Linked DNA regions of Mus musculus: regions 2, 3 and 4 are each linked to region 1. Evidence: chromatin loops called from intact Hi-C (ENCODE). Cell type or tissue: left cerebral cortex. All regions are shown on one strand. Region 1 holds the start of Gm35063 (a long non-coding RNA gene). Region 2 holds the start of Erlec1 (endoplasmic reticulum lectin 1). Region 3 overlaps Stc2 (stanniocalcin 2). Region 4 holds the start of Stc2 (stanniocalcin 2).

Region 1 (8,000 bases):
CCAGTGACTCGCAGAGACTTTCCCAGACACACACATGCACACTTACCAGGTTCAGATATCTGGAGTTGGTTTGGGCTGTCCTGAAGTGGAACATGGACAGAAGAGAGGGATGCTGTTGGAATCTCTCATCCTGCACAAGTAAGCAACCCATCCCAAATATCAGCGGCACAGAAGGTAAAGAAAGCTTGGCCTCCCTTGCTAAGCAAGCATCCAAATACCTCCCACATGTTGGCAAGCCTACAGAGTAAGTTTTGCCAGTGACCACCCCCACCCCCAACTAGCTATTTCAGAGAAACTGAGGTAAGAAGTTTCATTGACGTTCACCAGAAGCCAAGGCAAGAAGAGAAGGGTACAGGGCAGGGGTGTAGCTTGGGTGCTTGCCTTGCTTCTAAGAATGCCTGCAACCTAACATAAAACCAGGCAGCAGGATACACAGCTGTAACCCCAGCACTCAGAAGGCAGAGGAACAAAAGTTCAAGGCCATTCTCAGCTAAGTTCAAGGCTAGCCTGGTATACATATGATCCAAACTCAGCTAGAGAAGGCACCAGGGGAGAGGAGGCCTTGTCTGATAAAGTCTAGGTCTCCTGGGCTCATGAAGGACAGGTGATAAAGCCACAGGAAACCACAGTCGAAGGAGCATTAAACCCACATTATACCAAGCCTCACTCCTCAACTGGGCTACACAGCGGGCTGTGTCTGAGTGTTTCCCCTGATAGCTGGTGACTGGCTGCAGCCTGAAGCATTGCCAGAGAAGATTGTACTGAGGTGGCGATCTCAGGAGATCCCAGGAGAGAATCAAAATTCCAGGTTTGAGATATGGGTTCTATCAAAGACATACTACTGGTTTTACACCCTTGAAAAGTAAAATAAAGAAATACAATTTAACAAAACAACAACAACAAAAAAAACCAAAACAAAAACAAGAAAGAAAGAAAGGAAGAAAGAAAGAAAGAAAGAAGGAAAGGAAGGAAGAAAGAAAGAAAGAAGGAAAGAAGGGAAGGAAGGAAGGAAGAAAGAAGGAAAGAAAGAAGGAAAGAAAGGAAGAAAGGAAGAAAGGAAGAAAGAAAGAAAGAACAGAAGGAAGGAAGGAAGGAAGAAGGAAGGAAAGGAAGCTTTGCTGTGGGGAGCCAGCTGTGCCCTCACGTGGCTCAGCTAGGGCCTGGAGAGAGGAACCACCCCTCTCAGCACTCACCCCACATGGGCCCTGCGCCAGGTGCTTTGCGTAATCTAATTCCAAGCATAGCACAGAGCCCCAAGGCTTTCAATCCCACCTTATGGGTGAGGCAATCACAGCTTGGGAAGATTAAGGGACTTGGCTGAAGCCACTGGGAAGTCAGCAGAGGGCTTGAAATTGGAAGCCAGCTTGATCAAAGAGAATTTAGAGTCTCTTTGGAATCTGTTTCTAGGTGGACAAGTGACCTAGATGGGCCAAATGCAACTAGGCAACATTGACTAGATAGATTGGCCCAAGGGGACAGTAAGTAACCCTTGCTCTAGAAGGTCTAGGAAGATCTGGGTTGACAGGCCTGGGGTGGGGGAGGGCTTCTATCATTACCACCACCCCGGACCCCTTTTAGCTGTAAGTAGTGCCCTTGACTAAGTTTGATAGAGTAATCTTGCAGGATTCATCCAAGGACATAAAACCAAGGCCTTTCCTCTCTGAAAGCAGAGCTTGTTTAGACTTGTGTGAACTCGAGAGACTGGGGAGTAGGGACTGGCTATCAATCATCAAGAACATGTCAGGCAATCTTCATGAACCGCTGAGCTGATGCAAGGCCTTCTCTGCAGAATCCTGATTGATCTGGGGCCCCGGGGTTGGTCCAGTGTTTTGTTGGTTTGGTTCTCTGAGACCCTGGGGACAGAAGCCTTGGTTTCATGCAGGTTAGGCAAGCACAGCCTTAGCTCAACTTTATAGACCAGGGGACCAACTTCATAGAAGTTAGACAATTTGCCCTTCCTGGGGCAGAGCCAGAGACACTGGTCCTAGGAGCTACCCCCATACAGTGCTCTGTGCTTGTTGAGATCTGTCACGATTTAGTGGTGAAAGACTAATGTGGGGATTTTATCTCCCCAGCACTGTAGTCAGTGCTGACTCTCCAGGGATCTGGCCACTTTTCCATTACAGCCCCAAGTGCCAGTGTCACAGTCCTGAGGGCCACGCCCAGTGAGTCCCATTAGTAAGGCTGACATTGGCTTCTTCAAAGCCCACACACCAAGACAACCCGGCTCTGCTTTTGTGTGCATTTGTGTCTCCCCTGCACCCCCTTTTTTCTGTCTTGACCCATTCCAAGACCAGGAAATCCTCCCATACAGACATCTGTAGGCTGCTGCTGGGACCAAATTCCTCCTCTCTCATTCCGATGACGAACAGCGGGGGCCACCGTCTAGCAAGAATCTTCCATGAACCTAAGACCCACAACATAACTAGCCTTCTTCAGCTGACGTCATGGTTTTAGCTTCTCTTGGGATTATTCTCCATGCTTCCTTTGTTCCTGCGTCACCTGGTACGGAGCCAACTGCACAATACTCATTGCTCTGAAGGACAAGTAAGTGCCTTTATTCTCGTTGTCTTCAGAGTTCTCGGTGACAGCAACAGGGAAGAAACGGGGTAGCCTAGGAACCTCTCAGAAGCAACCTCAGAAAGGCCTGAGTTTGAATCCACCCCTTTTCTCCTATAAGGCGTGTGAATTCAGACAAGTTACAACAGCCTGCTAAGCTTTCTTTACTCCAAAGCAAAAGGAACGGCCTTCTTGTGAGGCATCATAAGAACAGCGCATGCGCGTGACCCCTGGTAGGTGCATCGAGCGACTGCTTTCGCTTTATCTTTGCCTGTCTTTACTCTCCACTGTAAAGTTATTCCTGAGAATTACACAGCGCATGGACGCTCTGCAGCTCCTTTCTGGCCCGTCTGCACTCTGAAGGATGAGCCTACTATCCTGGCTGTGTGTGACCAAGACAGCTCACACCTCCCATCGAGCAAGCTCTTCCTGGAGTATCGCACAGGGTGGCCAACTCTCAGCTGGGGGCGAGTGGGGGGAGGGTTAGGACTGGATCAGTTTCTTCTACACAGAGAATTTTTCAAAGACATTTCTGTCAATCAGTTGTCTTCATCTCCTCACACATATCCATGACTCCTGTCTCCAACACCAAGAACCCCAGTCCACTCCCTGCAAAATAATACCAACTAATGTTCATATAAAGATTTTTATTTTTTATTTTTAAAAACATACTGTATCTCTCGACTCTATGATGCTTTAGGTCTGGACATTTACTTATAACAGAGCTAGGCTGCAGTACCACTAATGCCCGAAAGGTGGCACCAGCTCACACACTTTGATAAGCTTTTTAGGACTTGAGATGGGTTTCAGGCTGTATAGAAGAAATTAGCTGCATACTTCTTGGCTCTGAGATGCTCAGGAATTTGTGAATAGCCTGTCAGAAGAAGGGAATTGCTGAGCGGACTGCCTTTCCCAAGGCTATAGTTGGCGAAGCACTCTTAAAGTTGATTTACAATGAGAAGTTCTTGAAAGATCCTGTTGTCCACGGTACAATTTAGCCTCCTTTGTCATTGCTGCCAGGCGGTAGTGAGTGAGTGTGCCCAGCTCTTCTTGGGTGACACATCAGGAAAAGCTTCAAGAGCAGTGAGACCCCAGAATGCAGTCGTTTTCTTTTTTAAAAAGAATTAAGAGGCAAGTTCATCTTCCTCCGAAAGAGGTAGACACAGAGCCTCAGAAAGCAGTCCTCAGCAGGGAGACAACTGCCTAAGCTGGATGGGCATTGCTCACCGTGGTGTCTAGGCAGGCAAACCCTACCTTCCTATAAATCCTCCTTTCACAGACAGAGCCTTTTGCATCAATTGTCAAGCAGGTCAGATCAAAAGGCTTTGGGTGGCGCTCACAAAACCACCTCGGCCAACACTGCGTCCACCCATGACTCTAGGTGAACTTCATCAGGAGCTTCTTAGCATCTGCAGCCAGATGAGATGCGGGGCTGCTGAGTTAGAGGATAGCTTTTGCCCGACATTAAGCACGGGCATCTTGAGGTTGCCATTCAGAACACAGTCTCTGCAGAAAACGAGAACTAGCTTGTGGATGACAGAAGCCAGAGATTCGTGTTCCCTTCCTGCCCACGCACACCTTCCCTCTTGCCTCTAGCTCCTAGCGAATTTGCCAGTGGTTTGGAGTGGAGAAGAAATCACATCAGGGGCTCTCAGAAGGAGGTACCAGTCTGTAGTTCTAGAGACTGCAGACACCATGAGAACCCTGGTGCTCTCTATTCACCGGGACATGCTGGGGATGATAGAAGGGCTTGGGCAGTCTGCTGAGACGAATGCACATGCTCTGAGATGAATGCGCATGCTCAAGTATTCTGTCATTCTTTCATCTCTCCGACTCTCATTTAGCCCCTGCCTGGCTTCTGTCCTGCCACGCTGGGCTCCCGGTAGATCACACACTCACACGGAACTACTTTGACAGTAGCAGCTTCAGGCAGCCACTTCATCCTCCTGTGACACTTGGCATTAGGAAGTCAGAGCTGCCTTCCTGCTGACCTTTACCTATGGAGACTCAAAGCCAGGACGTCACTTGACAGCTAGAGAATTGATTCCTTTAGAAGTCAGCACTGGGGTGACATGACAACCAGGCATTTGTTGCCATAGTGGGGTCTTTCTTGTGGGATTTGAGCAGAGCCCATGGTCCTTTCTGTGGCTTGGCTTTCTCACAGCACAGAGCATCAACGCCCCTGCCTTCCCAACATTTCCACACTGAGCTGCACTGTGCTGGTGTGGGACACTGTCGTGGGCGGTAGGGGTGGTTTACACTGCACATCTCAGTTTAAAGATCAGATATGTCTGCCTTCTCTTGTCCTTTCCAAATGATCTCCCAACACATGTGTGTGCAAAACATACACAGACAGACAGACAACACACAGACACATACATGCACAGACTCACACACACAGACATACATCTACATAGGCACACACACATTCACACACACACACATATACACATACATATACACACACATATACATACAGGCACACATATACACAAGCACACATACACACATACACACAAACAACACACAGACACACAGACACATGTATACACAATACACATATACACATACATAACACATATACACACATATACACACATACATACACACACAAACACACACCACACACACACACACACACACACACACACACACACACACACACACACACAGATACACAAATGGCCTCCTCATCTCCTCAGTGGCTAAGGATTTCCCCTTCATTTCCTCAATCCCCACATGACTGACTCTTTTTCTTTTCTTTTCTTTTTTCTTAAAATTAGATATTTTCTTTATTTACATTTGAAATGTTATCCCCTTTTCTAGTTTCTCCTCCAAAAATCCCCTATCTCCTCTCCCCTCCCCCTGGTCCCCAACCCACCCACTCCCATTCCTGGTCCTGGCATTCCCCTATACTGAGACATAGAGTCTTCACAGGACCAAGAGCCTCTCCTCCTATTGATGACCGACTAGGCCAACCTCTGCTACACATATAGCTAGAGCCACAAGTTCCACCATGTGTATTCTTTGATTAGTGGTATAGTTCCAGGGAGCTCTTGGGGTACTGGTTAGTTCGTATTGATGTTCCTCCTATGGGGCTTCAGACTCCTTCAGCTCTCTGGCTCCTTCATTGGGGACCTTTTGCTCCATCCAATGGATGACTGTGAGCATCCACTTCTGTATTTGTTAGGCACTGGCAGAGCCTCGCAGGAAACAGCTATATCAGGCTCCTGTCAGCAGGCTCTTGTTGGCATCTGCTTAGTGACTGGGTTTGGTGGTTGTTTATGGGGTGGATCCCCAAGTTGGGCAGTCTCTGGATGGTCCTTCCTTCAGGCTCTGCTCTGAACTTTGTCTCTGTAACTCCTTCCATGGGTGTTTTGTTCCCCATTCTAAGAAGGAACCACACGTTGGTCTTCCTTCTTTTTGAGTTTCATGTGTTTTGCAAATTGGATCTTGGGTATTCTAAGTTTCTGGGCTATCTTATCTGTGAGTGCATATCATGTGTGTTCTTTTGTGACTGGGTTACCTCACTCAGGATGATATCCTCCAGATCCATCCATTTGCCTAAGAATTTCATAAATTCATTGTTTTTTAATAGCTGAGTAGTTACTCCATTGTGTGAATGTACCACATTTTCTGTATCCATTCCTCTGTTGAGGGGCATCTGGGTTCTTTCCAGTTTCTGGCTATTATAAATAAGGCTGCTATGAACATAGTGGGGCATGTGTCCTTATTACAAGTTGGAACATCTTCTGGGTATATGCCCACGAGAGGTATTGCTGGATCTTCTGGTCCAATTTTCTGAGGAACTGCCAAACTGATTTCCAGAGTTGTTGTACCAGCTTGCAATCCCATCAGCAATGGAAGAGTGTTCCTCTTTCTACACATCCTCTCCAGCATCTGCAGTCACCTGAATTTTTTATCTTCTGACTGATGTGAGGTAGAACCTCAGGATTTTTTTTTATTTGCATTTCCCTGATGATTAAGGATGTTGAACATTTTTTCAGGTGCTTCTCAGCCATTCAGTATTCCTCAGTTGAGAATTCCTTGTTTAGCTCTGTACCCCATTTTTTAATAGGGTTATTTGATTTTCTGGAGTCCAGCTTCTTGAGTTCTTTGTATATATTGGATATTAACCCCTATTGGATTTAGGATTGGTAAAGATTCTTTCCCAATCTGTTGGTGGCCTTTTTGTCTTATTGACAATGTCTTTTGCCTTACAGAAGCTTTGCAATTTTATGAGGTCCCATTTGTCCATTCTTGATCTTACAGCACAAGCCATTGCTGTTCTGTTCTGGAATTTTCCCCCTGTGCCCATATCTTAGAGGCTTTTCCCCAGTTTCTCCTCTATAAGTTTCAGTGTGTCTGGTTTTATGTGGAGGTCCTTGATCCACTTAGACTTGAGCTTTGTACAAGGAGATAAGAATGGATCAATTTGCATTGTTCTACATGATAACCGCCAGTTGTACCAGCACCATTTGTTGAAAATGCTGTCTTTTTTCTACTGGATGGTTTTAGCTCCCTTGACATGACTGACTCTTACAGAGCTGGTAAGCTCTGACTCTGTTCACTAAAGCTTGCCAGGACACACAGGAGAGCCCATATTTTCCTGATTGCCGCCCAGTACCTAAGTGGGCAGGTGTGTTTACCATGTCCTGCTAAAAGATCCCTTATTTGACACACAAATCTTGGGCTCCCATTGCTCCAGGCAAGGGGTGGCTCAGAGATGTGCTTCTGTTCTGTGCCTCTATGTGATGGCTGCTGTCACCATGTCACCAGTAAACCCCCCCCCCCCAAACCTTACTAATGTTTCATGGCTATGGTCAGGACTCTGGCTGACCTTGTAGGAAGTTTCTGCTTCTGCGATAGACTTGAGCTCTGTCCCCTATGGTAGTCACTTGGAAACTGACCTTGGGATTTTTGCTTTAAGCATTGCCCTGCCCCCTCTCCCCCCATCCCCCATGTTTTATTGGCTTCACATAAGTCTTCAAAATGACTCTTTCTTTAGTGACATTCTTTTTTTTTTTACATTTTATATCACTCCCACAAATGGAAAACTATAATCATTTTTCTATAAATAGAAGGCAACCCTAAAATTAAATTCAGTTTCTAAACTACCCTGTGAATTTTTAGCTAACTACTGAAACTTGGACCTGTTCCCACTCTGCACAGGACCTCCTGGGCAAGGGGTGAGATTACTCCAGCTTCATAGTCATTCCCTGAGGCAGTCCTGATAGTGAAAAAGAGAAGAGTGTCTCTAAGGGAGAGGATGCAATTTAACATCCTCCCTGTGTGTTATGTACACTGAGGCCACTGGTGATTTCTGTCTAAATCCATCAGGACCGCAAGGTTCGACTGCAGTAACACACAGCACCTTAAAGCAGAGGTTATTTCATGTATATGTATGCCATGGGTTGGCAAGGTCTCTATTCATTCTTGTG
Region 2 (8,000 bases), 660 kb after region 1:
CTATTAATGACTGTTTCTTTTTTTTTTTTTAGAGGATATGTGACTTTTTATATCGTTAATCTGATCCTAATTTAATTTTGGTACCTGGTATCTGTCTAGAAAATTGTCCATTTCATCCAGGTTTTCCAGTTGTGTTGAGATACTGCCCCTATGCCCTCTAGTTAATCTGGCTAATGGTTTATCTATCTTGTTGATTTTCTAAAAAAAACAGCTCCTGGTTTGGTTGATTCTTTGTATAGCTGTTTTTGTTTCTACTTGGTTGATTTCAGCCCTGAGTTTGATTATTTCCTGCGGTGTACTCCTCTTGGGAGAATTTGCTTCCTTTTGTTCTAGAGCTCTCAGGTGTGCTGTTAAGCTGCTAATGTGTGCTCTCTCCATTTTCTTTTGGGGACAGTCAAAGCTATGAGTTTCCTCTTAGGAATGCATTCATTGTGTTCCATAAGTTTGGGTATGTTGTGGCTTCATTTTCATTAAACTCTAAAAAGTCTTTAATTTCTTTATTTCTTCCTTGACCAAGTTATAATTGAGTAGAGTGTTGTTCAGCTTCCACATCAATGTTGGCTTTCTATTATTTATATTGTTATTAAAGATCAGCCTTAGTCCGTGGTCATCTGATAGGATGCATGTGATTCTTTCAATCTTCTTGTATCTGCTGAGGCCTGTTTTGTGACTGTTTATATGGTCAATTTTGGAGAATGTTCCATGAGGTGCTGAGAAGAAGGTCTATCCTTTTGTTTTAGGATAAAATGTTCTATAGATATCTGTTAAATCCATTTGTTTCATAACTTCTGTTAGTTTCACTTTGTCTTTGTTTAGTTTCTGTTTCCAGGATCTGTCCATTGATGAGAGTGGGGTGTTAAAGTCTCCCACTATTACTGTGTGTGGTGCAATGTGTGCTTTGAACTTTACTAAAGTTTCTTTAATGAATGTGGATGCCCTTGCATTTGGAGCATAAATATTCAGAATTGAGAGTTCCTCTTGGAAGATTTTACCTTCGATGAGTATGAAGTACCCCTCCTTCTCTTATTTGATAACTTTGGGTTGGAAGTCGATTTTATTTGGTATTAGAATGGCTACTCTATCTTGTTTCTTTGGACCGTTTACTTGGAAAATTGTTTTCCAGCCTTTTACTTTGAGGTAGTGTCTCTCTTTGTCCCTGAGGTGGGTTTCCTGTATGCAGCAAAATTTGGGTTCCTGTTTTTGTAGCCAGTCTGTTAGTCTATGCCTTTTTATTAGGGAATTGAGTCCATTACTATTAAGAGATATTAAGGAAAATTCATTGTTGCTGTTATTTTTGTTGTAAGTGTTGGGATTCTGTTCATGTGGCTATCTTCTTTTAGGTTTCATGCTTTTTCTAGGGTGTAGTTTTCCTCCTTGTGTTGGAATTTTCCCTTTATTATCCTTTGAAGAGCTGGATTTGTGGAAAGATAGTGTGCAAACTTGGTTTGGTCATGGAATACTTTGGTTTCTCCATCTACAGTAATTCTCTCAATTGGGTATAGTAGCCAGGGCTGGCATTTGTGTTCTCTCTGGGTCTGTATACATCTGTCCAGGATCTTCTGGCTTTCATAGTCTCTGGGGAGAAGTCTGGTGTAATTCTAATAGGTCTGCCTTTATATGTTACTTGACCTTTTTCCCATACTGCTTTTAATATTCTATCTTTGTTGAGTACATTTAGTGTTTTGATTATTATGTGTCAGGAGGGATTTCTTTTCTGGTACAAACTATTTGGAGTTCTGTAGACTTCTTGTATGTTCATGAGCATCTTTTTCTTTATGTTAGGGAAGTTTTCCTCTATAATTTTGTTGAAGATATTTACTGGCCCTTTAATTTGAAAATCTTAATTCTCATCTATACCTATTATCCTTAGGTTTGATCTTTTCATTGTGTCCTGGATTTCCTGGATTTTTTGAGTTAAGATCTCTTTGCATTTTGCATTTTCTTTGATTGCTGTGTCCATGTTTTCTATGGAATCTTCTGCACCTGAGATTCTCTCTTCCATTTCTTGTACTCTGTTGTTGATGCTTGCATCTATGGCTCCTGATTTCTTTCCTAGGATTTCTATCTCCAGATTTGTCTACCTTTGTAATTTCTTTATTGTTTCTAGTTCCATTTTATATCCTGGATGGTTTTGTTCAGTTCCTTCACCTGTATGCATGTGTGTTCCTGTAATTCTTTAAGGGATTTTTGTGTTTCCTCTTTGAGGGCTTCTACTTGTTTACCTGTGTTCTCCTATATTTCTTTAAGGGAGTTATTTATGTCCTTCTTAAAGTCCTCCATCATCATCATGAGAAGTGACTTTAGATCCATTTCTTGCTTTTCTGGTGTGATGGTATATACATGACTTGCTATGATGGGTTCTGATGATGCTAAGTAACCTTGGTTTGTTGTTTCTGTTCTTATGCTTGCCTCACACGATCTGATTATCTCCTGTGCTCCCTGCCCTCCATATATCTGATTGTTGCCTGTCCTCTCTGTAATCCTGTCTCAGTCAGAAATCCTAAGACTCCAGGTTTCTCTGTGATTCTGAGATTCTGGGTGTGTCAGAGTTCTTGGCAGTCAAGCTTCCTCTGAGACCCTGAGATCTTCACGTGACCAAGATCTTCACGTGACCAAGCTCTTTGGGATCCCAGGATCCTAAGATTCTGGACGTGTTAGAGCCCCTGGAAGTGGTACCTCCTGTGGGGGGCATGGAGCTGTCCACTGAGATCGAAACCAAGGTAGACCAGTGCCGACTAGAAGGAACCTGAGCCACTGGTCGGGCAAGGTTCCTATGTCCCTGCTCCTGCTGGGCCCAGGCACTCCTGGTGGTGTTGGAACAGATGTTGTGTTCTACTGACCAGTGATCCTAAGATCCTGGGCGTGCTAGGGCACCTGGAGAATGGAGAGTCCTCAGGGGACCGTGGGACTGTCTGCCGAGTTTGTGCCCAAGGTGGCCGCAGCAGAAGTATTTATAGTCATATTATGATTAGCAGAAACTAAATAATAAATGTTAGGTATTATTCTATCTAGTTAGAAATTTTTATGAGACTATGATGATGATGTGTTTTGTGTTGTGCATATCTATGCATGTGTCAGATCTCAAAATGCAGTTACAGATGGTTGGAGCCTGCCTCCTTGTGAGTGCTGGGACCACCAGTCCTCTAGAAGAGCAGCCAGTACTCTTAGTAACTGGACCATTTCTCTAGCCCCTAGTTCATAATTATTCATTTGTAGTATCTCAATGATAGAAAATGAGATACAAATGACAGGAGCCCATTTACTCTCTAGCTTACCAATCCCAATGCCTGACACACATTAAACATTATGATGAGCTAATGCAATGAACAAAACATCAGTTCTAGAACAATATTGTTTTAATAGTGTGAGTCTTTACCTTAAAGAAAACTTACAAAGCTGAAAAACGGACTGCTCTTCCTGCTTTTTGATTTGGTTCAAATTTGAGTGTGGGGATATGACAGCCAGCCTTAATCTAGTGGCACTATGTTTTTACCCACTGAAAAATGAACTGCTCTATCTCAGTCATTAGAGTAGAAGTCCTCTGTGATGACTGACGAAACTTAACGTGGAGCCAGGCTTCCCTTAACTGGCCAATGAGTCTTTTGCTCTGGAATGCCTGGGAGATCCTAATGGATAGATAAGAATCAGACAATGGGGCTATAAAGCATTAAAGGCTGCTTGCCTTTTGTAAAACTTACTATCGCTTTGGGGAAGGGATAAAATGGTTTTTTTTTTTTTATTACTGTATAATGAGAAAGTAAGAAACAACTGAGAGAAGTGAGACAATTTTCCTGATCAGATGTAGACTCCATGGATATCAGTAATCCATGTAATTCAGATGTCCTCCTTAAAGCCCCACCTTAATTCACCTTTTGCATGGTGGGCTGTATTTGCTCTATGGCTCCCTTCCTTCTGCCAACAGTAAGAATAAGTTCATTTAGTCTAAATTTGAATTGAGTCTAAGTCTCTTCTCCCAGTGGATTTTAACACCACAACATGGGCAGTCCTTACCAAATGTTCTATGGCAAACACTGTAAAATTATTACACAGGAGATGAAAAAAAATGTGGACATTATTTTCTTTTTTCAAGAAGGGGACAAAAACCAAAACTTTCTGTCTATATTCAGTCTGCTGTAACTTGATTCATAACTTCACATTCACCTGGCTCTGGCCTTGACATAAACTTTCTGGACTTAAGTAAAATAACAACAGTCCAACACTTGAGTCAAGGGAGGGAAAACTTCTCCTGAAGTAAAAATGCAGGACTGTACGCGCCTAGCCACCCAACAAATCTATGCCAAAGTCGAAGGACGTGGCAGGTGTCACTGGGGGTGTCCCCAAACACACAGCATCTGAGACAGACGTGACAACAGTCGCCATCAAAAGAAACTAAGAGAAGCTTCTGGAGAGAAGATGGAGAGTGCAAATAGCAAAAGACTGGAGGGTAGGCAGCTCAGTCGGAACTGTAAGTTCTACTTCGACTCTGCACAGCTCGGTTCTCTACTTGCTTTCTGAGAGCGGGCCGCCGCCCACTCACCCCCAAATCCCGAGAGTCCCTAGCGGCTGGACTGAGCGCGCGGGCCAGGACTCACCTGGCCGGGCCGCTTCGTCCAAGCGCCGTCTCCAGACCCGTTCAACCGGCGTCAGTCCCGGGCCTCTGCGTTTGAGTCCAACCGCTAGGATGCTACAGCAGCAACGCAATGCAACGCGACCCAAGCGCGGGCTTCCGTAGGCCACCGACTCAACAACCCCGGATGTTGATGTGCTGCCTGCCCCGGAAGCGGTGGCCCCAAGCCCTTGTAAGGCGGAGGCGGCTTTGCCCAGCCGTCTGCAAGGAGACGTGGCGGCGGCGGTTGGGTCCCCTGCACTAAGGACGCTTTGTAGTACCTCCTCTTCTTCCTCCTCCTCCTCCTCCTCCTCCTCCTCCTCCTCCTCCTCCTCCTCCTCCTCCTCCTCCTCCTCCTCCTCCTCCTCCTCCTCCCCCTCCTCCTCCCCCTCCTCCTCCCCCCCTTCCTCCCCCTCCTCCTCCCCTCCTCCTGTTCTCCTCTGGTAGAGGAGGTTGTGACGGTGGCTGGAGGACGCGGCAATGGAGGAAGGAGACGGCGGCTTGCGGAGCCTGGTCCCCGGAGGGCCACTGTTGCTGGTTCTGTACGGTCTCCTGGAGGCGTCCGGCGGCGGCCGAGCGCTGCCCCAGCTCAGCGACGACATCCCCTTCCGAGTCAACTGGCCTGGTACCGAGTTCTCTCTGGTCAGTGCCCTCACGAGCCGCAGCCTTCTCCCCTCTTTCTGGCACGAAGCATTCGGGCCAGCCCTCGATTCCTTAGCTTTTTCTTCCAGAACCTTTTTTTCCCAAGCATTTATCGACCCCAAGCCTAAGTGTGTTCGTTCATTCATTAATTCGTTTAGCACACTAAGTGGATATGCCCTCCATACTAACTAGGAGATCAGCGGTCACTTCATCTCCCTCCTTTAAATCTCATTACGTTAGATCTGGCTTCTCTACAGCCCCACTCTGTGGAGGAAGTTTTAGAATTAACTAGCACATCACCCTACCCGCACAACCGTCCAACAGACAGGAGTCCCATCTCTATTCATTCTTTCTCTCCAACACACACTTAAAAACGACGTATACAGCTTCTGAGAATCTTTTCCCTTAAGGCATTTGAGAGGGCTATTTGGTTTGGAAGATATTAGTGAGCTTATATGCGGAATACTACTGGCCATGCAGAATAGACTAGAGGCTTGAATGTATTACCACTATTATTTAGGACTCTAGAACATGAGATTAAAAAGGATTTTATGATCGTTAATTAATGTGTATTGTGTAAAAAGGCAAGAATGAAAGAGCCAGTGGCTGTGAGGCTCCCAATGTGAGAACTGGGAACTGTACTCACCCCTCCGAGAAGAGTAATAATGTGTTTTTAATTTCTGTGGCATCTCTCCAGTCCTAGAATACGAGATTTTGGTGTATAATCTAACAAGAATGGAAATTCAGTTTTGAATGATTGTAGTGCTGAAATGTCTATCCATGTGTAACTACTACAGACAAATTTACCACACACCTAGATCTGGATTCCATTGCCAGCACCGCCAAAAAAGTAAACAAGTGCAAACTAGAACTTAAACAGATCCGCCTGCCACGGCCTCCTGAGGGCGGGGCTTAAAGGTGTGTGCCACAATGTATAGCCTCAATGTATGTATTAATTAGCATTTAAACTTCAATCTATTGCCTTACTAGTTTTCTTTTACAGCCCAAACTTTATCTTTTCTGTTAGATAGGACAACAGTATACAGTTTTTAATTTCCTCCTTATCATTTAAAGATGTTTACACTATTTTGCCTACATCTGAAAATGTGCTTTAACAATCTTCAGTAGAACTGGTCAATTTACTTGAGGAACCTTTGTTCTAAAGAGCACTGAATGTATTCAGGGTAAAGCACCTTAACTGACAAAAAATAATGTATGCTTTTGATTCTGTTTCTAGCCTACAACTGGAGTTTTGTATAAAGAAGATAATTACATCATCATGACAACTGCTCATAAAGAAAAATACAAATGTATACTTCCACTTGTGACAAGTGGGGATGAGGTATGTTTTTTATACATATATTGCTGATCTCTCTAACTAAAGATGCATTTTACAGCCTTATGATCATATATTAAAATAAGTAACAAGCGTCTCAACAGCCTTGTAGCAAAAAATATTAAATTGGGAATTTATTTTAGAAAAATTAGCAACCAGGCAAGTGTGATGTTCACACCTCTAATCTCAACACTAAGAGGTTCAGGCAGAAGAATTACCATGAATTTAAGGCCAGGCTGGACAGACACATTGTGAGACCTTGTCTAAAATTACAAATGGGAGAGAGGAATTAGTTACTAATGTTTTGAATAAAAAGCTAACTCTTTGCTTGTTTTCCTTTATAGAAATGGTGTTTGTGGAACACAATACAGCTTTTAATGTAAACATAGTGCTTTCATAAAGAATTTTTTATAATAAATAATTCTCCAGGTTCCTTATACTTTCTCACTACCTCAGCGCATGCCCTTTTCTTCCTCCTAAAACAACCTAACTCCTCTTAGCCATCCTTCAGGGCGATGACTTCTTTCCCGATGAGGCAGGAGAAGCAACATAGTAAGGTGTAAAAGACAACAGCCTAGAGCCAGGAGGCTGAGGTATAGGCTACGGTTAGCTGTGCATCCCTGGACCAATTAGAAACTCAGTTCCTCTACCCAATGCATTGATTAAGCCAATTTACATTTTCATGGTCTGCAAAGTAGAAATATTAGACTCAGGGCTTTTCTTAAGTTTTTTCCATATTTGAAGTCTGTCCAAGGCAGCTATCCCATGCTGTTTTAAACCCCCTTAAAACAAAATCCACCCACATGTGTGGCTCAAGCCTGAAGTATAAAAATATGAAGGAAACTGAAAAGCACCATTCCACAATAGAACCATTCTAAGACTTTAATAGCTAGAATTTAGGGGGGAATATGGGTGATTAAAAATTCTGAAATAAGTCTACAAGGATTGTCAGAAAACTGATACTTCAGAACCTTTTTAAAAAGAGAATGAAGTGCTATAGAAGGTTTTTCTGTGGCTTCATACTTCAGTTCATTTAAAAGAAGTAACATCCCATACGTTCTTGTTCAAGTTGTTAGCTCTTTTTTTCTTTTATTTCCAAGCATTTGTGATTCAACCATTGAATTCATACCCAACCAGCAGGGTTGGATGAAGTTCTAGGAAAGCTGTGTATTAAGCTTATTTTTTTCTAGGAAGAAGAAAAGGATTACAAAGGCCCCAATCCAAGAGAGCTTTTGGAACCACTATTTAAACAAAGCAGTTGTTCCTACAGAGTAAGTATTTTATGTGCATTTGAAAGTAAGTCTTTAGCAGCCAGTAGACGCTTAAAATGGCTTTTCTTCGTTTATTAGGGTATGACACCCTTTAAGTTGGGCACAAGTCTTACTGCTTAATAGTATGTTGTTCATTTAAATTCTT
Region 3 (8,000 bases), 250 kb after region 1:
CAGAAATGCAAGGTTCCAAGATCATGGCCTCCATGGATGGAGAGCAAAAGAGAAGTGTGCTCTCGCTAATACTAGCCAAGGAGTTATGGTCCAATCCCCTGGGGTTCCAGAGAATTTGCTACCGGGCAGCCTCCACCCAGCTGCCTGGAGGAAGCCCCCATTTCAGGAAACCAGAAGAGTAACTGGGATGGGGAGACAGAGATCTGCTAGTGTATCAACCTCACATCCACTCTAGCCTGATGCACGGGGTTTGGGGAGGTGTCATGTCACTTTTGGATGTAGCTCCCATATAGCCTCTCACCTGGAAGTACATCCATTCGAGTGGAACCTTGGGACTCTGAGATCAAAGACTCCTGTGCAAGCCTGAGACTGGCAAGTGTCATCCTGGCTAGTGACGAGCTCTCCTTTGGCCCCTCCCTTCTTTGTCCTCCATCTCCAGGGAAAGTCATTCATCAAGGATGCCCTGAGGTGCAAGGCCCATGCCCTGCGTCATAAATTTGGCTGCATCAGCAGGAAGTGTCCAGCAATTAGGGAAATGGTTTTCCAGTTGCAGAGGGAATGCTATCTGAAGCATGACCTGTGCTCCGCAGCCCAGGAGAACGTCGGTGTGATTGTGGAGATGATTCATTTCAAGGATCTCCTGCTGCATGAGTGAGTAGCGTCCCATCCCCAGGAGAACGGGAGGAAGGGCTGCCTGGCAGTGGGGTCCTGAGGGCTGGAAGTATGTTCAAGGATGCTATTTCTGGAAGTAAACTACCTCCTGGTAGATACAGTTGGGGGAATGCTCCAGAAAGCTAGAAAGCCCCCCAGAAGATCATCAGATTTGAAATTCCCACAAACAGAAACAGATGATTATTTTCCACTCTGCCCCTAGCCAAGTCCCAACTGGTTGCTGTGTGGTCCAAGTAGCTCATGGGTGTCAGTATAGACAGCTGGTACCTGGTTTTGTTTGCTAGATGCTTTGCCAAGGATGTTACCCAGCCCTCACAACAACTCTTTATATCCCCAATTCACAGATGAGAAAACTGAGCCTGCTGAGGTGAATGACACACAGGGAAAAGCAAAGCTAGGGTCTGGCGTCCAGGCAGTGTGGCTACAACATTTACACTCTTAAATGTTCCAATTTGATCCGCAGCCTTTTCGTCTTTCAGAGACTCCCCTTCCCCTTCTCTACTTCTGAAGAAAGCACAAAACAAACATCAGAAACATGCATGCTAAATTGGATTTTAAAAGTCACAATTCAGTGATAAAGCCAAAAACTCTCATTCTTTGAAACTTGCCCCAACTGTAGGATCCTGGATTTTGCAGGGCATTAGAGCAGACTACACCATTGTTTCTAACATGAAATCTGGCCTATAGGCCCCAAAGACAGATACAGATCAAAAGGGAAGCCACCATTGAGCAGACCAGTGCCAGTCACTGCCCCCTCTGTAGCAATGCCTGTCTTTCCAAAGTGACTCATTGGGCCAAATCAGCACAACTTTAGGGACAACCTCCCAGTTATGTCACCAACATATTCCCTGCCTTCACCACACTAATGCCTAGGTTCTATCAGAAGCCCCCTCCTATCTGCCCACTTTATATGGTCGTTAGAAGATTGCAACACCTTGCTTGGTACAATATTGAATTATTCATGGTGAAATTCTGCAAACTGCTCTTTTCAAAAGAAAAATATCTTGCATGGTTTTAGAACCCCATTTAACACTTTACAACATATTTTTATTTTCCCGAATATTTACAAAGCAATGATGTAATAGCAGCAGCAATTGTAATTGTCTTGGATTTCTCTTTGGTGTGCCAGGACCTTGTCTATGGGATATCCCATGGATTACCACGTTTGTCTTTCCAAACTAACTACAAGATTGAAGGTAGCATCTCCATTCCATAGAGAAGGCTGGTGACACTAAGAGCTTGTTTCTTACTTGTGAGATTTGATTCCTACCTTGAAGCCTGGGGAATGGAAATGCAGTCTTCTCTGGCTATGCACTGGGGATGGACGCTTCAAGGCCCTCCCTGACATCAACATCCATGGATGAGAAAGCCTTAGCTATACCAGTGACGTATTTGCATATGACTTAGCATCCTCCCATCTACTCTGGATGAGTGATAATACCTAAAGACAACACAATTGCTGCAAGATGTTAGTCTACAGTGCTTGGGAAATAGTGTCAAGAAAAAAGTCTGCTTCAGCACAGAGCCAAGCAGTCTCTGGAAACAGTGCTCTGGGGTTGGCTAGTTGAATCCACAAGCACTGTATGACTGAAACTGCATCTGAAGAGTAAGTCGGGATGCCTTCTGCCCCGCTCTTCCTTAGCCTGTTCTTGTTAGACCTGATAAGGCTTCTTGGGTCTTCATATGTGACCAGAGCATCTTCCTTTTTTTAATTGCTCCATCATCGTCACCAGAGGGTTAGGGTCTTTTACTTCAAGGTGCTCTTGAAAGAAGTGCATGTTTACAGCCAAGGAACCTCTGAAGGCTCTGTGACTGATTTAAGATGGCTTCTTGACCTTGTGAGTGGGAGGCTGGGCACCTGGTAAACATCTCTGGTAGAGTCCTGGAGTGTGTGAAATGTTGATATCCTCTTAAAAAGGGAAGTCTTTGGGATAGCTTGGAATTTTCAGGTTTGGGGAACACACACCCCACCCTAGAATTTACAAAGGGCTGAAGCACTGTGCTGTTCTAGTGTCTGTGTTCTAGTGTCTGTGTTGTTCTCGTGTCTCTCCCAGAGAAGCATGGCCTCCAGACTCTTTGTTCAAAGGGTCCTGCATGCCATTTAGAATAAGCAATGGTAGCTAACACTGGCCTGCTCTGGAGATGCAGGTGACCCACACCCTGAGGAGAGGCATGGATGTCTTAAGAACACTGCCAGGAGACCACGTGCAGGGCCTACTCCTGCTAAGCCAGTCCTTCTGGGCAGTGGATTGGGCCAAACTCCAGCTACATTCCCTTGAAACCCTCCATTCCCTGTTGCAATGCATCTCTGCAGTGCCTCAACTTCAAGCTGAATTGCCTGAACTTTCCCAAGTTTTCAACCAGTTTAACTGGCTAAAGGACACTTTGAGCCCTAAAATACCAAGAAAGTCATCTCTGAGTGTGTGGCAAGAGTCATGAACACTAGAATGTGAGCCAACTTTGCTTTTTCACGCTAAAGAGGAGGAAGTCGGTTGCTGCAGAATCCAAACCATTCCATCCTCTCTTGGGCTCATGTTGGGAGCAGGTTACAGCAGCAGTGGCCAGTCTGCTGCAAGCTGCCCCTGTCAGTGTGCCTATCTACCCCACTTTTTCCTTATGGTCTGCCTCCTCCTAGCTGTGACCATCTCCCTTGGTCTCTGCACACCCTGTCACCAGGTACTGGCAGCCACCAAGGGTTTGGAGCCTCAGGCACATCCCCCTCCTTCAGCCTTGTTGACACTCAGTTGAGTGCTGGATTTTGTCATCAGACAGGCTCAGCCTGCAGCATGAGAAGGCACCTTGCCAACCCAAAGCACGGTTTAAATTAACTTACTTGGCCACACACACCCTCCCCACAGGGCTCAGCTTCCTCCCTGAGAGAGAAGACAGAGCAAGCCCAAGAGTGGAGGACTAGTCAGTCCTGCCTTGGAGGCCAGTGTCTGCCTTGAAGGTCCGGGATCCAATGGTAGATACACGTGATGGGAAAGGCACCAGAGACAACTGTATTCCCAGGAGAGTTTCATTTAAGAAGCATAAAGGGGAGAGTCAGTTCAGATTCTGATAGAGTCAGCAAGTGAGTGAACATCTTCTTCCATTTTGTAGACAGACTCAGTAGACTTGAGCTTCATAAAATAGTGTTTGCTTCCAAAAGGTGGAAGGATATGAGCAATCTCAGCATCCCTTTCTGGGTACCTTCCTCCTCAAAGGGCTCAATGAGACAGGGTGAAACTATCCTTTACCACTGGCAGAGGCCTGCTGGAGAGAGCCTCAGGACCTAGCCCACCAGCTGGGCACAAACTGAAGCCTAAGGAGTAATGTAGTCTTCAAAACAGCCAGCTCCAGAATGCTCCTTTGGGCTGTTCTCAGGCCAGGAAGTATGCCCAAGTGTTCCCAGAGGGAACTTTCCTTTCACACTCTTTCTGGCTCTTACATCCTCAAAGTAAGGACAACTCAATCCTATTTGAGGAGCAACTAGCAAATGGCAGTGACTATAGCACACATAACAGACACTGCTTTTTCTACAGAGCAACAGTTGCCAACTTGCAGGGGAAGTTTACACACACTCTAGGGTAGCCATCCAAGAGTCAAGTCAAGTCTCAAGGAGGAAAGAACCCTTGCTCCTTATAAATGGCTGCACATCCCATGGTGACTTCCCTATCGGGGGAGCGGGAGGGGGGGTAGCTGTATGTCCTAGGCAGATATGTCCAGGACGTATACTGGCTAGAGACTGCTTAATTCTAGTTAGCCACACAGAGTCACACAAAGCATCCCACATTCTTTCTGGAGTCCAAAGAGGCCAGTGAGAGTTAAGAAAACCTCAGTGGATAGGTCCTGAGAACTCGCTGATGGAGACATATTCTACCAAGAAAGCCTATAAATATAAAGAGTGCGCACACTTCCTCTGCCCCCTGGAGCGAAGTCCTCCACCTGTTTGGCTAAAGAAGAACTCAGGCTGTCTGTCATTGGCTTCAGTGCAGGTGGAGAGCACATCTCTGAGCCCCCCACAGACCTTGTTTGCCTCACAGAGCTGTTTTCCTTCTGGACACAGGCACCCTGACAGCCAGCCCACACACCAGTGAAAGGGGAGTCCTGGCTGACTGAGGGCTATGGACCACATGTTAACTCCCTGCTACCTGCAAAGGGAGATGACACCACAGGGACCTGTCATCCATCCCCAGCACATCTCAGTCCTTCGCAGACTCCCTAGACAGGCATACCCAGCAGCTTTCCAGAAAGCCCTCCATTGTAAGCATAAGCCCGGAGCACACAGGCAGGGAAAGTGGCATTGGGAGTGCCTCACTGACAATACCTATGAAGGGCAAGGTACCTCTGGGGTCTCCTGAAGGCTGCTCAAGAGCTCCTTAGTCCAACACTTGCTGAATTTTTCACTGAACTCACACACACACACATGAATTTGATATTGAAGGACCTCCACCACTTACTAAAACTCACCAGTTTCTGCAGCTTGGATGTGCCCAAGGTATGGTCTCTGTTCACACAGCTCGTCTGCCTGGAATTGCTACCTTAAATTAATGTGCTAGCCCTTGGCTTTCCTTCTGTGTATCCACACACTGTCAATGGCCCCTTTTCCTAGGGCTCTACACCCATCTGAGGAGCAAGAACCTGCCTTACTACCCTCAGTTGCCTGCTATGGAACCAAGGCCACAAAGATCACCCAAATTAAACAGTGTCTCCCTCTTTCTTGACCTAGTCCCAACTCCCCAGGGCTCCTTTAGGTCATACTCCATTCTTAACTCTTTCTGCTTCGGCTCTCATCTCTAGGCCCTATGTGGACCTTGTGAACCTGCTGCTGACCTGCGGGGAAGATGTGAAGGAGGCAGTCACCCGCAGCGTCCAGGCTCAGTGTGAACAGAGCTGGGGAGGCCTCTGCTCCATCCTGAGTTTCTGCACCTCCAATATACAGAGACCTCCCACGGCAGCCCCAGAGCATCAGCCCCTGGCAGACAGGGCTCAGCTCTCCAGGCCTCACCACCGGGACACAGACCATCACCTAACAGCCAACAGAGGTGCCAAGGGTGAGCGAGGGAGCAAAAGCCACCCGAATGCCCATGCTCGAGGCAGAACCGGTGGCCAGAGCGCTCAGGGACCCTCTGGAAGCAGTGAGTGGGAGGATGAACAGTCTGAGTATTCCGACATCCGGAGGTGAAATGAAAACCGGGCCATGAAAGCTTTCCTCCAGGCTGTCCATTTTCTTATCTATGGACATTCCAAAACATTTACATTAAAGAGGGGGGATGTCACACGCTGGATGTGTGCAAATTGTGGACTTCGTGCAGGTGTGTGAACAGGTGAGATGAAGATTCCCGGGCAGCAAGGTCTCGAGTGCCTGGTGGGTTGGCACCTGTGTAAGCTTATTGGCGGGAGTGTTGTATTGAATCGGCCGTGTAACTGTCTCTTCGGTCTGTGGAGTTAGTTGGTGGCTTAAGTATGGTCTGTTGGGGGGAGGTCAGCCGGGGAGGGAAGGGGCCACAGGTGGGTGGTAAACCCTCCCCCACAGTTCCCAGTACTGTCTGCACAGAGCAGGGGCTGGGTTCTGGGGTAGGGCTGAGTGGAGATACAGCTGACAAGGCAGAGAGAGCAGAGAGGAGGAAGGGCTTAGCCCCACTCAGTCCCAAACCGGAAGTTTAGTGTCGTGCATGGGATCTAGTGTTTCAGAGCTGCTGGAGGGGACATGGATGGTACATTTTCTGTGTGTCATTTCTGAGCCATTGTTCTGTCTGGGGGACACTGAAGGAGTGGCCCTGTTTGTTTATTTTTGACCACTGTTTCAAGTCTCCATTTTACTTTTTTTTTTTTTAAATCAACTGACATCTATGTGTCTGTCATCTAAATAAATGGCTTTCAAACCAAACAACTGGGTCACAAAAACCAGGTTAGAGAAGGAAGAAAACCAAACCAACCCTAGCCCACCTCTGGAGGGTAATTTTTTGTGAGGTGTTTTTTTTTTTTTTTAAAGAGCTCAAGCAGCAGCACTGCCTACATGGGCGTCGTTTCTTTCCCACCCCTGAGCACTACCCACCCCTCTTCCCACCCCTGCCCCCAGCAGCAGCCCCTGAACAGCAGCACTGCCCACGTGGTGTCTCTTCCCCACCCCTGCCCCCAACAGCCGGATACCTAGAGGGAGACTTTCACACACAGCCTTTCTTTAGAGGTTTGCTATCTCAGCTTGATCCCAGTCAAGGTCCATGAGCCTGTACGTTGGATCGGTACAGCCAAGTTGGAATTCAACTTTGTGGCCTCCGCAGTCCTCAAAGAGGGAGAAGAGAGGAAGGCATCCGGACCGCTAAGGAAACCGTTGCCTGTGGGGAATGTCACTCTCAGCATACTTGGACGAGTAGCTTATTCTCCATGGCCAAAGTGGAAACTTAACAACAAGGAGAGAGGTGTGGATAGACAAAAGAAAAGTCAAAGGGGAAAGAAGGGACTTCACAGGTTCTCAACATCATAATCTCCTTCCTCTTTGGCTGACACAGTCTTTTGGCAGCCAGTGTTAGAGAAGTGGAGGGTATCCTGGGCCAGGTCTCCAGAGCAAGGCTCGGCCAACTTTTTCTACGAAGGGCCAAATAGTAATTAGGGAGTTTCAATTCGGCAAGCTGCATGGTTTCTGCTGCCGATAGCCAGATCTGCCATCATAGCACAAAAGCACCCTCTGCCACACAGATTTGGCTCTGTTCCACTAAGGTTCTCTTCAGCAGGCCCCCAGCTGGATGTGTCCCAGACCATAGGTAGCATGCTCCCTGTTCTAGGGAGCAGGGTGAAAAGCATGCATTCTGACCTACCTACCCAACTACCCTTCTTCTCCCTGGCAGGCCCCTGAGGCCGCAGAAGGCCATGATTCTCTAAGCACTTCCCCCAAACTCAGCTGGTGTCTCTGTATAAAGGACCTCCATCTCTCATAGGCTATGCTTTGGGGAGGGAAGAGCTGGCGACATGCTAGGAAAACCCCAGAAAGGTATGAGACTGCAGAGAAGAGAGTGTGCATTTAGTCAGTTCTGCCCGGAAGGAAGGAAGCCCAACATGCCAGGCTTTGCCACAGGAAATGAATATAGATCGTAGCACTCTTGTGCCATGTGCCTGCGTGGCACCTTGACTCTTTCTGCTTACATCACTCACAAACATTCTCCATTCTTTCTGGCTCAGCTGCTCACTTGTCCCAGAGTCTGAACTGGGTTTTTCAGTGTCTTGTGCTCACCTACTGATGTTCTATTTGTTGTTCCTACTGTAAATATTCATCGTTCCTATTTATTATCTCTGTTTCCACCCCCCCAAAGGCATAAAATCACTTCCTCTGTTCATTTGAACCCACT
Region 4 (8,000 bases), 240 kb after region 1:
ATAAAGCTCCTATGTCACATGGGTTTGCTCCCGTGCCGCCTGTTCCCACTAGAGTCCGAATAACACTGAGGAAAAATAAGTAGAGGGCCATGAGAGTTATCTCCCTCGCAGCCTCCTGCTCCGACAGCCAGCAGATTGATGAATCTGAGACAGCTGGAAATGGACAGCATCAGGGGTGAGTGTAGGTCAGGAATGAGTGACGAAGGTGGTCAATGACACAGGGACTCCAACATGCACAGAGCATTCATTTGGGGGTTAGTATTTTGTGTGCAAGAACTAATTGGTCTCATCCTGTCCGCTGCTGCCAGAAGACTCCTGTTTGTTTGTTTCTAACCTGTGAAGGTAAAACTTTATTGTAAAACTTAATCATTTAAATGTGGAAATTTTCCCCAGCATAGTTTCCTAGTTTTGAGAAGATATAAACCTAACATGAGCACTGTTGTATGACTGCATCTAATTGCTCGGCAGTGCGTCAGGTGTGAAACTGGGGAAGACTCATCTCAGCTGTCTCAGATCTCAAGATGGTGACTGCTAGCTCATCATTCTGATTCTTACACAGAATCCATGCTTCCCAAGGCCTTCAACAATCTGTAGCTTTGTTCCGGAGAGACTGATTGTACCCTCTGCTCCATAGCACTGAAGTATGGTTCACAATAAACACCCATGAGGGTGTTCATCAGGACACACTCCTCTGTCTCCGTAGTAGCTGTTCCTTTGCAATTACCTTTGATTGGACTCCCTCCATTGTCCGTTTTAAACTGTGTCAAGTAGATTTTGGTAAGTAAACATCACAGAAGATATAAAGAACACTGGCCTCCATTCTGTTAGGAAGATGGGACGTTCTAAGTTGGTGCTGTAAAATATTTTATGATAAAACTGTTCCTGTTGAATGGCTAACTGGATGAAAATATGGTGCTTGCTCCTTGTCTCTGCCTGCTCACAGAACCGTAAGGTGGATAGTGTCATCTAGGTTGGCATCCAGCTGGCTCATAGCCTAGGACTTGCTCACATGGCTCTTGGTGCCATCGTTATTCCCAGTGTGCAGTACTGCCATTTTTACATTGATCTCATTTGCATTGATCTCTAACAATTGTGCATCTCCCACTGTCAGTCTTCCTCTAGACCATTTTGTACATAGGATTAGAAATTCTACATTCATGGAAATCAAAAGAAATAAGTATGCCCCATAAACACTACCATTTACTCAGAAGTTAAATAAATAAATGCATGTCCAAGGGAGGAGGGGGGGAACAGTGGCCATTAGCTGAAGACTGCAAAGATGGTGTCATCGTCTGTCATACCTTCCTGAGAACAGAGGGGGCACTCTACATGACTCACCAACAGTTTCTTTCTCTCTGCATCATCCTTCCAGATCATTCCATCATCCCTCCTTGGCGTCCCACTTCAGAGATCATTACCATAATTGACAGTAATTGGTGAATAATGATTAAATAAACCCTAGGATGATAAAATGTAAAAGACATAAAAATTAAACCAAGATTCTATGACTTATGCATAGAATACATAGACTTGCCAAATGTCCTACCAAATAATTTTAAGATAGACTTTCACTCTATCCTTTCTTCTAATGTTGTCTTCAGAGGACTTCTAAAAATTGACAAGTCCTGAAGTAGCACTCTTTGTGAATAGAACTGCTGAGAGAGAGAGAGAGAAAGAGAGAGAGGGGGAGAGGGAAAGGGGGAGGGGGAGGGAGAAGGGGAGAGAGAGAGAAAGAGAGAGAGGGGGAGATGGAGAGGGGGAGGGGGAGGGAGAGGGAGGAAGAGGGAGAGGGAGAGGGGGAGGGAGAGGAAGAGGAGGAGGAAGAGGAGGGGGAAGGAAAAGAAGAAACATCTCAAAGGCTCCTGAAGGCATTATGAGGGTTAAATCCCATTAACCAATTTCATCATTTACCAAAGATTTCCAAAGTCAGGCTCATTTGGAAAACAAGCCCCACAAAAAACCTTTTCCTTCATCCATCAGAAATCCAGCATTTCTAAGCTCAAGTTTCAAAACCAGCAAGAAGGACACCACCTCCTCCCAGAACAAGTGTCCCTCTGGCCTCAGCTGTAAAGCCAGGCAGCCCCTTGTTTGGGATATATTTTTTTTTTCCTAAAGTTTGTCTTAGCACACGAGAAGAACGAAAAAGCTCCATCCCAAGGGAAACGGTGATGGTTTCTGGGTCCTGTTGGGGCTTTGTGATGAAACCCTAACACAGCTCAGTCCACAGAAGACACTTGATGGTTACTGTCTTCTCATGCTATCCCAGGAAACAAGTCTGCTGTAAGGGCTACAGTGTCCTTACAGGGACTTTACATGTTTCCTCTATATCATTTGTATCTCTGGCCAATCCAGTGATGGCTTGACTGCTAATAGTACTAATTGATGAGACAGAGGAAATGCCCAGCTCACAAGCAATTTGTTCCAGCACTCTGAAAGCTAGTTAGGGAGCTTAGAATGTATTCTCCTCATAGTATTGTTTAGGCTAGCCAAGAAGCTTTGGGCTCAAGCCATCCCCCTGTCTCCGACACCCAAGTAGCTGAGAATAAAGACATGCAGCACTATGCCCAGCTTTAAAAAAATATTGTAAGTGGTTGGTTTCCAGGCCAGACCCAAAAGCCTTCTTCAGTTGGATGTTGGAGAGCTGAGGTTTAAGGGGGGAAAAGAACAGAAAACATTTTGGAGATTTATTAGTAAGCAAAACCAAATGGGAAAGACTTCGTCACCTTTAATCCTGAAGCCTGGTCAATAAAGCAACCAATGAATGAGGACAAGGGGGAGAATCAGGACTTTTTAAGGGAGACTTCTGCTTATGAGAATTTGGAGAGCCTAATGTAGCAGTTTGACACTTTTTCCAGTTTTACCTCTAACCCCCACCCCTTTTTGTCTTGTTTTCCTTCTTACAAGTATGAAAAAGCAGAGTGCACAGAAGGCGATGGAGGGCAGAGGAAAGATGGAGAATAGAAATGTTTGAGAGAGATGTCCTTCTTTGTGCGCATGAAGTTAAATCATAGCCCTGTGAGAACTGGCTGACCAAGGCGAGCTGGTGTGAAGAAACCGAGCAGACCTTAGGGACGCCTAGTTAATGTTACAGGGCCTAGAAGTGAGTCCACTACTCGGTCAGACAGTACCCTTTCTGGCCATAAGGTGGTGCCATAAGCTCAGCCAGCCTGCCCCTATAGGCTGGGACATTTAGTGGGCGGAGCTCCCCAGTGTGAGCCATGTTCCTCTCTCAGGCTCTGGAACCCTTTAGAAGCCTGGACTAGAGACATGTGTCAACTTATAATCCCTGCCTCAGCAAGCTAGAATGAGCCTGTCTGCTAGACCCCCACCTACTCACATCGGAGCAAGGATACCTTCTGTCCTTCTAGATACTACAACCCACAAAGTTCAACCTATTCCTTTCCACTAACTAGATTCATCTTGTTCCAAAATGTACCCATCCACCCCCAGCTTCCTCTAAGTACTAAGGAGAACCCAATCAAAGAGCATCTTTTGTCACATCTTTAGATACCTATCAAGATGATAGGTCTTCCACAGAGGGTGCAGATATGGCAGCGTGGCCCAGTCTTACCTCGTCTCCCTCTTTAGCACCAAACTAGACAGCCTCCTTCTCAACACAAAACTCACAGTGTCCCTCCTCTTTTCTTGTGTTTTGTCTCCATGGAAACATTCTTCCCCTTGCATCCACTTGGCAATACTCTCCTCTAGCTTTCAACCCAAGCACTTCACTCTTGGACTTGAGTGAGGGCAACTGGTAAAGGGAAAGCAGGGGTCCCGCCCCGCAAGTCTGGCTGTCACAGACAAACCAGTCCTGTCTCAGCAGTTATATGTCTCAAACTGAAGTAGGCCTGTCCACAGACACTGGAGCCCCAAGGGCAGCACTGGCTGGCCAGTTCTTGCTCCTCCAAGTCTTAGGGTGGATGTTAGGGTTAGAGAGATACCAATTTTTCAACCTTGCAATGTGTTTGATGCCTGTGCTTAAGTGCTAGCTTTGTAAGCGTCCTCTATTGTCCCCAGCCCATTCCACTCAACTGCCAAACCCAGCCCGAGGGAGATAAAGGAGTCTGCAGAGAAGAGGGAAATTACAACAAAGACACCAGTGTGATCCATGCCCCACAACATTTGCTCTGGGCCTTTAGAGGATTACTCAGGAAACCTCCCAGTCTGTCTGCAGCCCTGTTGAAATGGACTGGGAGAACATCTTTGTCTGCATGCTTTGGCATTGGCCAGAGATGAAACTTCAAGAACGGATACCCATGTGTGCTTATACCACGCATCTAGCTACTATGTGTTCTTTCCAAAGCAGCAGTAGGTTCAGGGGGAACCATGAAATTCCTTTGAAATGTGAAGTTAAAGCCTCAAGATGATTTTTTTTTTCAAACCATGCAGATCCTCTGAGGGCAGGTGCAGGGCCTCTCTACAATGGAACAAAGTGGGTGGTTTCCCTCTGCTGCCTGAATCTCCAGATTCTGTTTCTCTGATATTTTTGTTCCATGAAAGAGGCCACAGAGAGGTTACCTAGCTCTAAAGTTAAGGCTGAGGGCCACTTGACTCTCCCAGGAAATTTTCGGCCTTAAAGGGTGGGGGCAGACCAAAATGCTGTTCGTTTGTGTGTTTTGTTTTGTTTTGAAGGATGTACAGGAGGGTCTTCATCTCCTAAACTAATAAAGGGAGCTAAATTGACTATTCAAGCAAGCAAGGATGGTCCATCATTATACCCAATATCCACCACTTTCCTCAAAAGATAAATGAGGAAGTCACTGCTATTATAGTGACGAATGGCCAGTTTCTTCCTACCATCGAAGACTAAGAGATTCAAACTGACCATTTCCTGGGGCCGAGAACTGTATGGTACTAAGACAGAAGCTCCAAGAAGTCCTGCCCATTGGAAAGCCCATTCCCAGGGCTCCTTCCTCCTTTCTGAAGCAGCAGTCACCCTGACCCCCAGCTTCTCATTTCCCTCGCTGGAGGGCAGCTGGCACCCAGAGAAGCTGAACAGCTGCGGAAAGACAACCTGCGCGCTCATTTCTATACCCCTCCCCCAGGTGTGTCACACGTAGGCGCAGAAGAGGCTGAGAGCGGGCCTCGCTTCGGAGGCCCAGGGTTGCAGTCGCCGCGGGCGGTGGGTGATGAAACCTCCCAGGCGCATTACTGCAGAATGCGCGGGCGAGCGGGAAGTCGGGCAAGGACGGGGGTTGAGAGTTGGTACCCAGGCTCACCTGTTCTCCAAGACTAGGGTGGGGACTGCGGGGGAGGGGCAAGGAGTGCCAATACCGGACGAGTGCCATGTGGCGCTAGGTGGCAACGCTCGCCTCTCCACCCTCCCCCAATCAAGCTGGCCCCCCGAATTACTCCTTCGGGTTTATGAGGCCAAGAGCAGCAGTTCCTGTCCCGGGCCCAGCGCGAGGGAGACGTGAGCGTGCACACGTACACACACAGCAGGGAGGAAAGACGCTCCCGGCAGCGCCCAACTTTCTCCCCGCTTCCTCCAGCAGCGGAGATTGCAGCTGAAGGCGATCTGATTCTCAGGGTGCTTAAGGAGGGGGCTCCAAGAAGAGGAGAAAAAAATAGAAGGTCCCAAGATTTGGGGGGTGGGGTGCTTTAATTTTACATCAGAGGACTGCAGAGTAGAACAAACAAACAAACAAACAAAACCCGTAAGTGGGCCGAGTGGCATTTGGAGAAAATTGAAGACTGTATTTGGAGACGCCTAAAGTTGCCTGTCAAGCTCTGGCCTCTTGGGCACGCGATGGTCTGTGGCCGCCTGACCCAAGGCTGCCTGGGCCTCCAGGCCACCAGCCAGGAAATGATGCAAATGAATTTTCACCTGGTGAAATGAATTGTCACTTGGATCCCTGAAGCCCAGACAGGAATCCGTCTGGACTGGAGGAGGAGCGAGACGAGACGCCCCAGGTGTTATTGGACCCATCAAATTCAGGCAGAAAGTGGGTAAGTCAATCAGGCCAGCAGCTTCCACGCCTGTCCTCAAGCGCCTTTAAATAAAACAAAAACCAAAAAACCCAAAAAACAAAACAAGCGTCAGGACGCTTAGGAATTCCCACCAGAGTTCAATTTGCTCGCACCATCTCTGTGACCAGGTATCTGTCCTAATCTGTTCAGGTCTCCTGGCTGAGAATGTGACTGTGTTCCAAAGAGGAAACTTTCCCAGCTGGATATGAACCCTGGGGACTCTGTCCCTGTGAAGACCGACTTCTCCTGCCCCCCACCCCCCTTTTTTTAGTTTTTAGTTGCAAGTAGAGTTGGCATCCGCTTTAATTTTTCCCCCTCAGTCCATTCGGCCATTGCCCCGGAGCACACGCGCACGCGTCTCGCACACACACACACACACACACACACACACACACACACACACACACACACACCACGCAAACGCGTGCCATTGCCCCGGAGCACACGCGCACGCGTCTCGCACACACACACACACACACACACACACACACACACACACACACACACACACACACACACACACACACACACACACACACACACACACACCACGCAAACGCGTGGCCGCCGCCAGGTCTGCAACTTTGTGGGGCGATCGCGGAGGCGCTCCGCTTCCTCCCGTAGAAGTTGGCGCAGGCCCCGCCTCCCGCTGTGTTGTCAAACGGGCCGGGGTCTCCGATTGGTCCAGCCTCCGGGACAACACCTGCTCGACTCCTTCATTCAAGTGACACCAGAGCTTCCAGGGATATTTGAGGCACCATCCCTGCTATCGCCGGGCACTCGCGGCGCGGCTAACGGCCTGGTCACATGCTCTCCAGAGAGCTACGGGAGGGCGCTGGGTAACCTCTATCCGAGCCGCGGCGAGGAGGAGGGAAGGGGCCAGCGAGGAGGAAGAGTGGGAGGAGGGGGAAGCGGCGGAGGAGGAAGAGGAGGAGGAGGGGCGCACAAAGAATCCAGGTCTCCAGGCGGGAGGGTGATACCCAGAACCATGTGTGCGGAGCGGCTGGGCCAGTTTGTGACCCTGGCTTTGGTGTTTGCCACCTTGGACCCGGCGCAGGGGACGGACTCCACGAACCCTCCGGAAGGTCCCCAAGACAGGAGCTCGCAGCAGAAAGGCCGTCTGTCCCTGCAGAACACAGGTAAACGCGTGCGCCCTGCAGCCCAGAGCTGCCGGGGGAGAACAGGGTGCATGCTCGCGGCGCGCCGGGTGCCTTTAGCCCCAAGCCGGCGACCCGAGCTCACCCCGGGCGGCACAAACTCTCCGTGGCTCGGGACGTGCAGAGGGAAGAGCGAGGCGAAGCGAGGTCTGGCTCGGGCTGCGAGAGCCGGGGATCGGCACGTGCTAGCAGGGTGATGAAATGGCTGAGGCAAGACTTGTTGCTAGCCTTCCCCGGGGCTGAGGGGAACCGAGGCTGTGCCTGACGCTGCTGCCAGCTCCAGCCAGAGTCCCGGGCCCGGAGCAGGGCGCACTTCGTCACGCCTGGCCCGTGCGAAGTACCAAGGGACCCCAGAGCTGGGCTCGCCCTGCACCCAGAACTTCGTTTCCAAGCCGGCCAGCCTGGCATGTACTGTCTCCGTTTTCTCCAAAGATGCCGGACAGCCCAGAACTTTGCTGGCCAGTTAGGAACTTTTCCTTTGGGGGAGGGGGTTCGCAAAGCGTACCTCTGCTGCTGCAGCCATGCTCCTAGCCAAGTCAGCACGGGAAGAACTGTTGACACGATCCGAATCGTGCGCGGCCCTGCTCACCAGCAAGCTGCAGTGCAAAAGCCTGACGTGTGGCACACGGGGCTGGCCTTCTTCCCAGCTCCCGGGAGAGAAAGAAACGTGTCTGCCGCTCGTCTCCTTACGCCCCCACCCCCGCAATTCCTCGGGGGCCGTGTGAAAGCGGCGGCCGTGGCGTGCGTGCGCTCCTTGCCTGAGCCGGAATGCACAAGTGCTGGTCAGGGTTCTCCAAGTGAGTGATCGCTGCCCTGCTCGCGACCACGCGTGGAGTCAGTTCAGCCTCTCACCCCCGCTTGTCTAGGCGCACA

What was found. Peaks named below come from ENCODE experiments on the same cell type or tissue, not always from the same donor. Only the 100,000 strongest peaks of a DNase experiment are listed, where the experiment ranks them.
Region 2: a loop joins it to region 1, with 2.0 times the contacts of the local background. A loop is called at or near these places in 2 of 42 quality-filtered maps.
Region 3: a loop joins it to region 1, with 2.3 times the contacts of the local background. A loop is called at or near these places in 15 of 42 quality-filtered maps.
Region 4: a loop joins it to region 1, with 2.5 times the contacts of the local background. A loop is called at or near these places in 17 of 42 quality-filtered maps.

Annotation. Positions count from the first base shown.
Region 1 is chr11:31,610,642-31,618,641 of GRCm38, reverse strand. Gm35063 (a long non-coding RNA gene) reads right to left here and starts at 838. Exons shown (of 3, transcript XR_381134.2): 1 at 651-838; 2 at 47-130. In left cerebral cortex, a CTCF peak has its summit at 3,305 (motif pointing right); DNase peaks (open chromatin) are centred at 1,211, 3,314 and 4,190.
Region 2 is chr11:30,951,162-30,959,161 of GRCm38, reverse strand. Erlec1 (endoplasmic reticulum lectin 1) reads left to right here and starts at 5,031. Exons shown (of 14, transcript NM_025745.3): 1 at 5,031-5,248; 2 at 6,486-6,590; 3 at 7,775-7,855. The coding sequence starts at 5,087. Asb3 (ankyrin repeat and SOCS box-containing 3) reads right to left here and starts at 4,764. Exons shown (of 10, transcript NM_023906.3): 1 at 4,593-4,764. In left cerebral cortex, CTCF peaks have their summits at 4,662 and 5,494; DNase peaks (open chromatin) are centred at 4,752, 5,201 and 5,455; H3K4me3 peaks cover 2,292 bases; H3K27ac peaks cover 1,187 bases.
Region 3 is chr11:31,357,983-31,365,982 of GRCm38, reverse strand. Stc2 (stanniocalcin 2) reads left to right here. Exons shown (of 4, transcript NM_011491.3): 3 at 440-651; 4 at 5,455-6,542. The coding sequence ends at 5,839. Among named protein-coding and RNA genes, the nearest start is that of Stc2, 8.1 kb to the left of the region's middle. In left cerebral cortex, no CTCF peak of the experiment used is centred here; a DNase peak (open chromatin) is centred at 3,496.
Region 4 is chr11:31,368,821-31,376,820 of GRCm38, reverse strand. It overlaps Stc2 (stanniocalcin 2), which reads left to right and starts at 6,760. Exons shown (of 4, transcript NM_011491.3): 1 at 6,760-7,109. The coding sequence starts at 6,959. In left cerebral cortex, a CTCF peak has its summit at 3,130 (motif pointing right); DNase peaks (open chromatin) are centred at 6,684, 7,075, 7,293, 7,827 and 2 more places; H3K4me3 peaks cover 2,753 bases.